2 separate regions of the Homo sapiens genome follow, and region 2 is linked to region 1. A link is an interaction called in ENCODE POLR2A ChIA-PET data of the cell type or tissue named here. Cell type or tissue: Panc1. All regions are shown on one strand. Region 1 overlaps PDE5A (phosphodiesterase 5A). Region 2 has its middle 33 kb from the start of LINC01365.

Region 1 (4,000 bases):
TGTAAAAAAAATACAATAATTACCTATGATGAACACCATAGCAATACTTCATAATTCTAAACTGGAGCACAGTTTTAATATCTGATAAAACAACGCTTTAACACTCTGCTATAGGTAATTTATGGATTAAATTGGCTGTTTTAGTTCTTATCCATGGGTACTTACTTGGGTAAATCCTAAAAGTAGGGTGATACCAATCCTTGGACCTCAAAAATGTCCATATAGCAAGTCCATTGAGCAGTAACTTTTGGGGGAGATTTGCAGGGTGTATTTTTGTGTTTATAAGTCAGCTACTAAAATGCCATCCTCTTTTCTCTTTTCAATGCCTTTTTCATTAGTCATGTGAATTAATCACTAATACCAGCATTGCAAAGAGTATACTAAATTTTCTGACTGGAAAGTATGATTGATAACTTATATGGAAATCTGCTAAAATTAGGGAAAACACAAAATAACTCACATAAAAAATTATGTTGGCTACTTTTCCTGCTCTTGGATCCTTATTTTATACAGTTTCAGTTACGTTGTTTGCATAATTTGACCTGGATCCACTACTCAAATTTGGAAAAATACTTAAAAGAATGAAACTATTCAATCTGAGAAACTGATACTCGGCTCTCCTGGTGAGAAAAAAGAACTCTTACAGCTGAAAGAGATTTTTAAGCTCACTTATGAATCTCTCCGCCTTGAGTCTTCACCCTCTTTCACCTCCCGTCTTAAAGTTTGAGGTTCATTAACTTGAGCCAGTCACAAAGTTAGCTAATAGCAAAGCTGGAAACAAAATCTGGGGGTCTGGGCTCCCATTCCAGTTCCCTTTCCAGTACCTTACACAATCCCACAAAAACTTCTGTTCGAACCATTAATAAAATTCATCTAAAAAATGAAAATGACATTTAAAGTCTATGAAATCACTATGCTGTCAGAACTTAATTCCCATCTACCAGGATAAGGAAATGCCTATCAAAGTTTGTGATTACATTTAAGGCACTGATGATGCTCAAGGTAAAATGGTAAACTACTGAAAATTACCACTAAAAAGATAAGGAAACACGCATTATTTCCTTTAATTTTCTAATGAACACTATGAGGTAAATGACATTATCTCCATTTTACAGAGAGAGTAAATAATGCACCTAAAGTCTTCCTCTTAGAAAAGTAGGTCTGGGGTTGAAGCCTAAGGCTGTCCTATCTAGGGCCCTTCACCATAAACAGAAATCAATTTCAAAGGGTTCACAACAGTGGCTCCTAATCAAGTAGTGGTGCCAACCCTTGAGGGGCATTTGGAAATGTGTGGGAATAGATTTTCCATCACATGGATGGGGGTGGCCCTGGCATTTAGTGTCTGGAGTTCAGGGATGTTAAATGTCCTGCTATGCACTAGACAGCCTCTAACAACAAAAAAGTGTCACCACCAAATGCCAACATCTTCTTTTGAGAAGCAATGGTTTAGATGATTAAGAGATTAACAGACTATTATTAAACAAAACGGGAGATTTTGGACACCTCTAAGTGATATCCTCCAATAACCTCTACTCTGATGTTACAGTGAGTAGTTCGCTTGGGTCTGGCATGGTAAGGAAATGAAGAGTCTGCCCAAAGTTATTTAGTATTTCTAAGTTTGCTCCAGCTATGAAAACATCTGAGAACCTTAAAATGCAGAATTGCTTCATATGATTTTAACTTCAAATTTGACTGAGAATTGGAAGGGACAAAATATTTTGTAATTTTCTGTACATTCACAACACATGGTATAAAAGAAGTTGCTTAAAGGAAAACCTACCACTTCTGAAAGAAAACAATAACTCAAATCTATGCACTAAACATGTAAATCAGTTGGCTTTGCAGTTTAGATATGGGAGAGACTGGACTACAATGGCATTTATCTGAGGTTTGAGAGCCCACAGAATTCAAAACAAGTATGTTTTGAAGATCTTTACTTTGTTCTATAAAATGTTCTAATTTTATATTTTCACAATAATCATAATCAAAACAAAAGAAAGTGAAAGAAATTGCTTTCAGTTACTGGGAAGACCATCTTATTACCAACTACTGCCCTGCAATTTTAGTTCTAAGGTTTATATTTGTGTTAATGAGAAAATAAAAGACGTAAATTTAATATGCATATATGCCTTCATAGCAAGTAAAAAATGAAAGCTGGTATGCTGTGCTAGAGGAATAAGTTTCATGATTGTTCAGAGAGACCCAGTGGGAGAAGTGAAATCATTATAGGCCAAATTGTAGCAAAGGCCAGCTGACTTACCATACTGTTTTTCAGATAGTTAGAACCATATCTACTTTGCAAGAGTGTTTTAATGAATGCTGTAAATCTGCATTTGGCTGTGGTTTTATCATTTTGTTCGTAATTAACTGAGAATGTATTTTGGCATTACAGTTGCATAAATGTTGTAACTATGATTAAATTATATCTGCTTTTATTTATTCTACTTCTAAGAATTCCACACTTCACTAACATTAAAATAAAAGGAAGTCAACACTAGTTATGGTAGACATCTAGAACTTCTGGGTCTGCCCACATCACTTTCTTTTGGGAATGTACCCTCCCCAATGATATATCACCTTATGGGCTACGTGCCCCAACAAAACAGTCAAACAACCCTACTCTCCCGAATACAATGATTGGTTCAGAGTTGGGATGTGACCCAGGTGAGACCAGGGTAATCTGGGGAAGACTGATATGGATAAGAAGGCACCTCTCTAATATCAGAAGTTTAAGACCCACATACAGTTAACAAGTAGAAACTCTCAGCACATGAAGAAAGCATGCAAGAAAATAAAGCCAACACAGCACAGGGCCAAAAGATACATGGATAGATGAATACATGAACAAATGGATACATGGACAGATAAATAGATGCAAGGAAGGGCAGGTAAACAGAGTAGATAGATGAAAAGATAAATAGAGATAGGTAGATACATAGATAGATAGACAGACAGATAGATAGTTAGATAGACACAGAGACAGACAGAATTTTGGCAACATTATTTGATTAGCTAAATTCACAGCTAACCCAATCCCGCAAGCAATTAAAATTATGTGCATCAATTCTCTATGGGTTCAAGTTGAGTTTCTGTCACTTGCAACCAAAAGCTTTCTAATATATTGTAAATCAAAAAGAATGTCTTTCTTTAATAGGAGTACATTACTTAAGTTTGAAAAATGAGATTGGCCGGGCGCGGTGGCTCACGCCTGTAATCCCAGCACTTTGGGAGGCCGAGGCGGGGGGATCACCAAGTCAGGAGATCAAGACCATCCTGGCCAACAAGGTGAAACTCCATCTCCAATAAAAAAAAATACAAAACATTAGCCAGGCATGGTGGTGGGCGCCTGTAGTCCCAGCTACTCGGGAGGCTGAGGCAAGAGAATGGCCTGAACCCGGGAAGCGGAGCTTGTGGTGAGCCGAGATCACGCCACTGCACTCCAGCCTGGGCGACAGAGCGAGACTCCATCTCAAAAAAAAAAAAAAGAAAAGAAAAATGAGATTATATGATCCCTACTAACTCTAAATTTCAGTGATCCTGTGTGTGTGTTTTAATTATTTCATCAGCTCAGAATGTCAGGGTCTTCTCTCTTTGTATATTTTCAGTATAGGTATTCAACTAAAAGTAGAGAAGATAATTCTTATTTTTTATAATTATCACTATGAACATGATATCAAATGGTGATCCTTTCTCTCCCGATTTTAGGTAAAATACAATTATTCAGAGAAGAAAATTTGCAAAAAGTTAATCTTACTTTATAATTCAGAATCAAGGGAAAAGTCTCCCCTCTCCTGAAGATTAAAAAATCTAACAATGGTACATAAGACATTTAAAAGCATTTTCATTGCAAACTAAAAACCAGAGAAAATATATCTTTAAAAGCTTTAAAGGCCGGGTGCGGTGGCTCACGCCTGTAATCCCAGCACTTTGAGAGGCCGAGGTGGGTGGACCACGAGGTCAGGAGATCGAGACCATCCTGGCTAACATGGTGAAACCCCGT
Region 2 (4,000 bases), 150 kb after region 1:
CGTAAAAGAACACCAGTTCCTCTAATGTTGTGCTATTGGCCTCAGGGCAGTACATGTTCATGAGTCAAGTGTGATCCATTGGGATAGATGTGGGTGGTGATAGATGCATTGTGAATTACTTTAGCTGCATCTTTGCCAAGGATCCCTGTCTCTGGAAAAGCCAAAAGTGTGAGGATGGTTTGAACTCTGACCAAGCAAAATATGCACTGTGTGTTTTCTTTGACCAGGCTTGGTCTTGGTCCTTCTTTGCTTCTTGGTCCTGGTTTCCTTCTTTGCTTCTATAATCGGGAGCAAGGCCTGCTCCTGACTGGTCTATCTTTTCCATGGCTGCTCCATTAGATGGGAAATTCCATTTCTCCTGAGAACTACTCTTTACAAGTTAGATTGCTAATATTATTGGCTCAGTTGGAAAACAATGTTTAAAAACTGCTGGAATAAAAACATTGTTACAGCCAGGTCACCAGTATCCCACACAAAGCTGTTACTTCTTTCTTATGAGGTTATAAACACACTTGATATTTATTTTCCTACTCTCCTTTCCCGAATTAAAATAATTACAAAAAAACCTTTAAAAAATTCTCTACACATTCATTATTTTTATCTTGTTTTTATTCCTATAGCTATTAATTGAAACCACTTGAAAAAGAGTTGACTATATAGATTAAAACATAATAATCTCCAGATTAAAGGGAAAATGTGTAGGAATATTTTCCTTCAAATTGATGCTGAAAAAGAGAGAACTTCCAAGCGTCTTAAGGTATCTAAAAAATGTATCTGGGCCGGGCGCGGTGGCTCACGCCTGTAATCCCAGCACTTTGGGAGGCCAAGGCGGACGGATCACGAGGTCAGGAAATTGAGACCATCCTGGCTAACATGGTGAAACCCCGTCTCTACTAAAAATACAAAAAATTAGCCAGGCGTGGTGGTGGGCACCTGTAGTCTCAGCTACTAGGGAGGCTGAGGCAGGAGAATGGCGTGAACCCGGGAGGCGGAGCTTGCAGTGGGCCGAGATCGCGCTACTGCACTCCAGCCTGGGCGACAGAGCGAGACTCCGTCTCAAAAAAAAGTGTATCTGAAGAAATTCTAGATAATAAGATAAAAGATGGCTTTACCAAGCCATTTTGAAAAGGATTTGGGGTCTGAGACAAATGCAACCTTTGACCATATCATACCAATTTTTATTCATGTGAAATATGTATTAATAGCAAAAAACTTTTAAAAAATGAATAGAGATGTTTCACAGAATAGTAGCAAAGAGCCTGAAGGTGTATCCTACCTAACGGTCAGATCTGGTTCACCTGTGCTGAGTTTGTTTACACTATTTGTGCCTTGGGTCACTTTTGGCATCCACTGATGAAATCACCTCTGTCAGGACAGTAATTGCTCTGTCCCTCTTACCTCTTTCAGCTTTTAACTCTTGCTGTTATTTCCCTATAGTGGCAATGAATTATTCAAATTACAGGACAGAGCAATTACTGTCCTGCACCCTCCTGGAGCTATGCTGTTTATATTTAGTTTGGTGTTCCCATAGTTCGAAAACAATCTGTGAGAAGGCACGTAGTCTTGTTCTCTGTAGTTAAATATGTCCTCTCTCTATTCTGCAGCCTCCTTTCTTATTTCCCTAATTAGTAGATTGTCTTCACAGACCCAAGGCCTATTAGGGGCTTCCTTCATACACCCTATTTTTTATTGCAGGTATTTGAATCAGTTCAGTTACATGAATATTTACTGAGCTAGATTCAAGACACTATGTGAGGTACCACAGAAATCCTGAAGTGGGTAAAGCAAAATTATTGACCTCAAATATCTTGCAATTTGTTAAATGATTTTAGTACACAGTAAAGTAGTGCCCTAAGATTCATAATAAAAATTCACGCTAAAAATAAGGGACAGATCATATCTGGTTTAGAAGATAAAGAAAGGGTTAATGGAGTGAGAGGGCAATGTTTGAGATTTGCCCACTTGAAGGAAAGAGGGTAGGAACAACTGAATCCCTTTACTGGATTATCTCATTTAAAGCTTAAATTATAACTGTGAGGTAGGAATTATGCCCATTTAACAGATTGTAAAACAGGATTAGAGAAACGAAGTACTTTGCCAACAATTACACAGCTGATTAGTGAGAAATAGAATGCAATGCAACATGACTCCTGACTCCAAAGCTCCCAGCCCTTCTCTCCACCATGCTTGCTGCATTTTAAGTGTCAGGAAGGGAAGGACACCTTAGAAGGATGAAAGCACAGATTCTATTTGGAGGGGAAATCAGATTTGAGGGAAAGTAGTAGGAAATAAGATTGGGAATATGTGCCAGGCCTGTATATTTTGAAGGATCTTGAATCCCAGTGTGTAAATGTTTATTTGGTAGGCAGTGAAGAACCCTTGATGATTCTAGAGCCACAGAGTAAGGTGAGACCCCATGGATAAGAAAGAATAATTTGGTAGCACTGCTCAAGATGGACAGGAGGTCTCTCTTTCTCCTATTATGGAGCTTCATTTAAAAATAATAAGGACTTAAACAAGGTGGAGTAAATGAGGATCACAGGAGGAAGAATGCAAGAAACACTTTGGAGATAGAATCTACATGACCAGATGTTGATAGATTTTTGAGGCGAAGGAGAAAGAAAAGCTGAAAACAACTTAGCTATTATGAACATGAACATATAAAGAAATGGAATTCCCATTACCTACAAACCACAGAAGGATCTCATTTGGGGGAGAAAGTTGTTAAACTAGTTTAGGATTATGCTGAATTTATAGTTCAGATAAGTGTTTTAGGAAATAACAGCCAAGAAATAGCTGAAAATGTGAGTCTGAAGCTCCAAAATGAGCCCTGGGACAGAGAAGTAGATTTATAGTCATCTGTATGGAAATAATGATCAGAGCTGGGAAGTGAATAAGACGAACTTTGAGAGAAGAAAGGTATAGAGAAATCTGGGAAATTATCATGAGGAAGAAGTTGATTATTAAGTTTTCTCAAACACTTTGGAAACACTGCATATGAATTATTAATTTTCATCTAGATCCTGCAAAGGCAAACCTTTTTTTCCATACTCGTGTATGTCAGCCATTTGCTGAAATTACAGACTCCAAAGTATGCATGTTTCAATTGGTACTTCTGCCTTATTATTTAATCATCTTCTGAGCTTCATCTTTTGCTATCTGCTTGAATAATAATTGGTGATGTCAAGCATAAAAATGAACCCTTTTGAGAGTACAGCATGTTTAATATATATTTAATACTGAAGTTCAGCACAGATGATTAGGCATATGTTTGAGTTTCCATCTAGTGACTTCAAAGCATCTTAAATTTGTTTCAGCTTCTTGTTAGATTAAAGGCTTGATTTTTTTTTTTTAACTCACTGACTGTGATGAACAAAGGATGGGGTAGAAATCATATATAAGGGACATTAGGGAACCATGGTAAAAACATCATGAGAATAATTAAAATACAGTTTAAATAACTTGTTCTCTGTTTCTCCTGTCTCTTAATCATGCCATTCTTTTAAATATTATGAATCAGTGATGTGTTTTAAGAAACCCAACTCCTTAAAAATCTATGAAACACAATTTAGAAGTGCTGATGTATATTTGAAGAGAAGTATTTGCTTCATTAATTTATTTGGCATTGCTAGGTTGGGGTATTTAAGCCTTTATTGGCAGATTCTTATTTTCTGAGGAGAGATAGGGTATTTAGGCTTAAAACAACAATAACACAAAATGGCCTCAGTGGAAGGTGTTCTTGTCTGCTGGTGTCTGGCTTCCTGTTTCTGGAGCCTTGCTAACTACATCACCGCTTGGGTCCCCAACCCTGTCTATTCCTCAGCTTCTCCTACTCTTGGCTTTTGTTTGGCTTACCCAATAGATTCCTTTAAGCATTGCCTCCTGCTTCCACAATGAATGTCTTTCTGAATAGTTTCCTGTAAGTTTGGCTCTTGTTGGAGTCTATGTTCTCTTTTTATTGAGGACTTCCACAGAATCTTATGTTGACCAACTTTCTTCA

Evidence for each region. Peaks named below come from ENCODE experiments on the same cell type or tissue, not always from the same donor. Only the 100,000 strongest peaks of a DNase experiment are listed, where the experiment ranks them.
Region 2: POLR2A ChIA-PET joins it to region 1 with 6 read pairs; 2 of 35 experiments call an interaction of 5 or more read pairs at or near these places.

The regions. Positions count from the first base shown.
Region 1 is chr4:119,618,703-119,622,702 of GRCh38, forward strand. The region is part of intron 1 of PDE5A (phosphodiesterase 5A); the gene reads right to left. Among named protein-coding and RNA genes, the nearest start is that of PDE5A, 8.1 kb to the right of the region's middle. In Panc1, no CTCF peak of the experiment used is centred here; no DNase peak of the experiment used is centred here; H3K27ac peaks cover 1,055 bases.
Region 2 is chr4:119,769,230-119,773,229 of GRCh38, forward strand. No RefSeq gene overlaps it. Among named protein-coding and RNA genes, the nearest start is that of LINC01365, 33 kb to the right of the region's middle. In Panc1, no CTCF peak of the experiment used is centred here; no DNase peak of the experiment used is centred here; H3K27ac peaks cover 378 bases.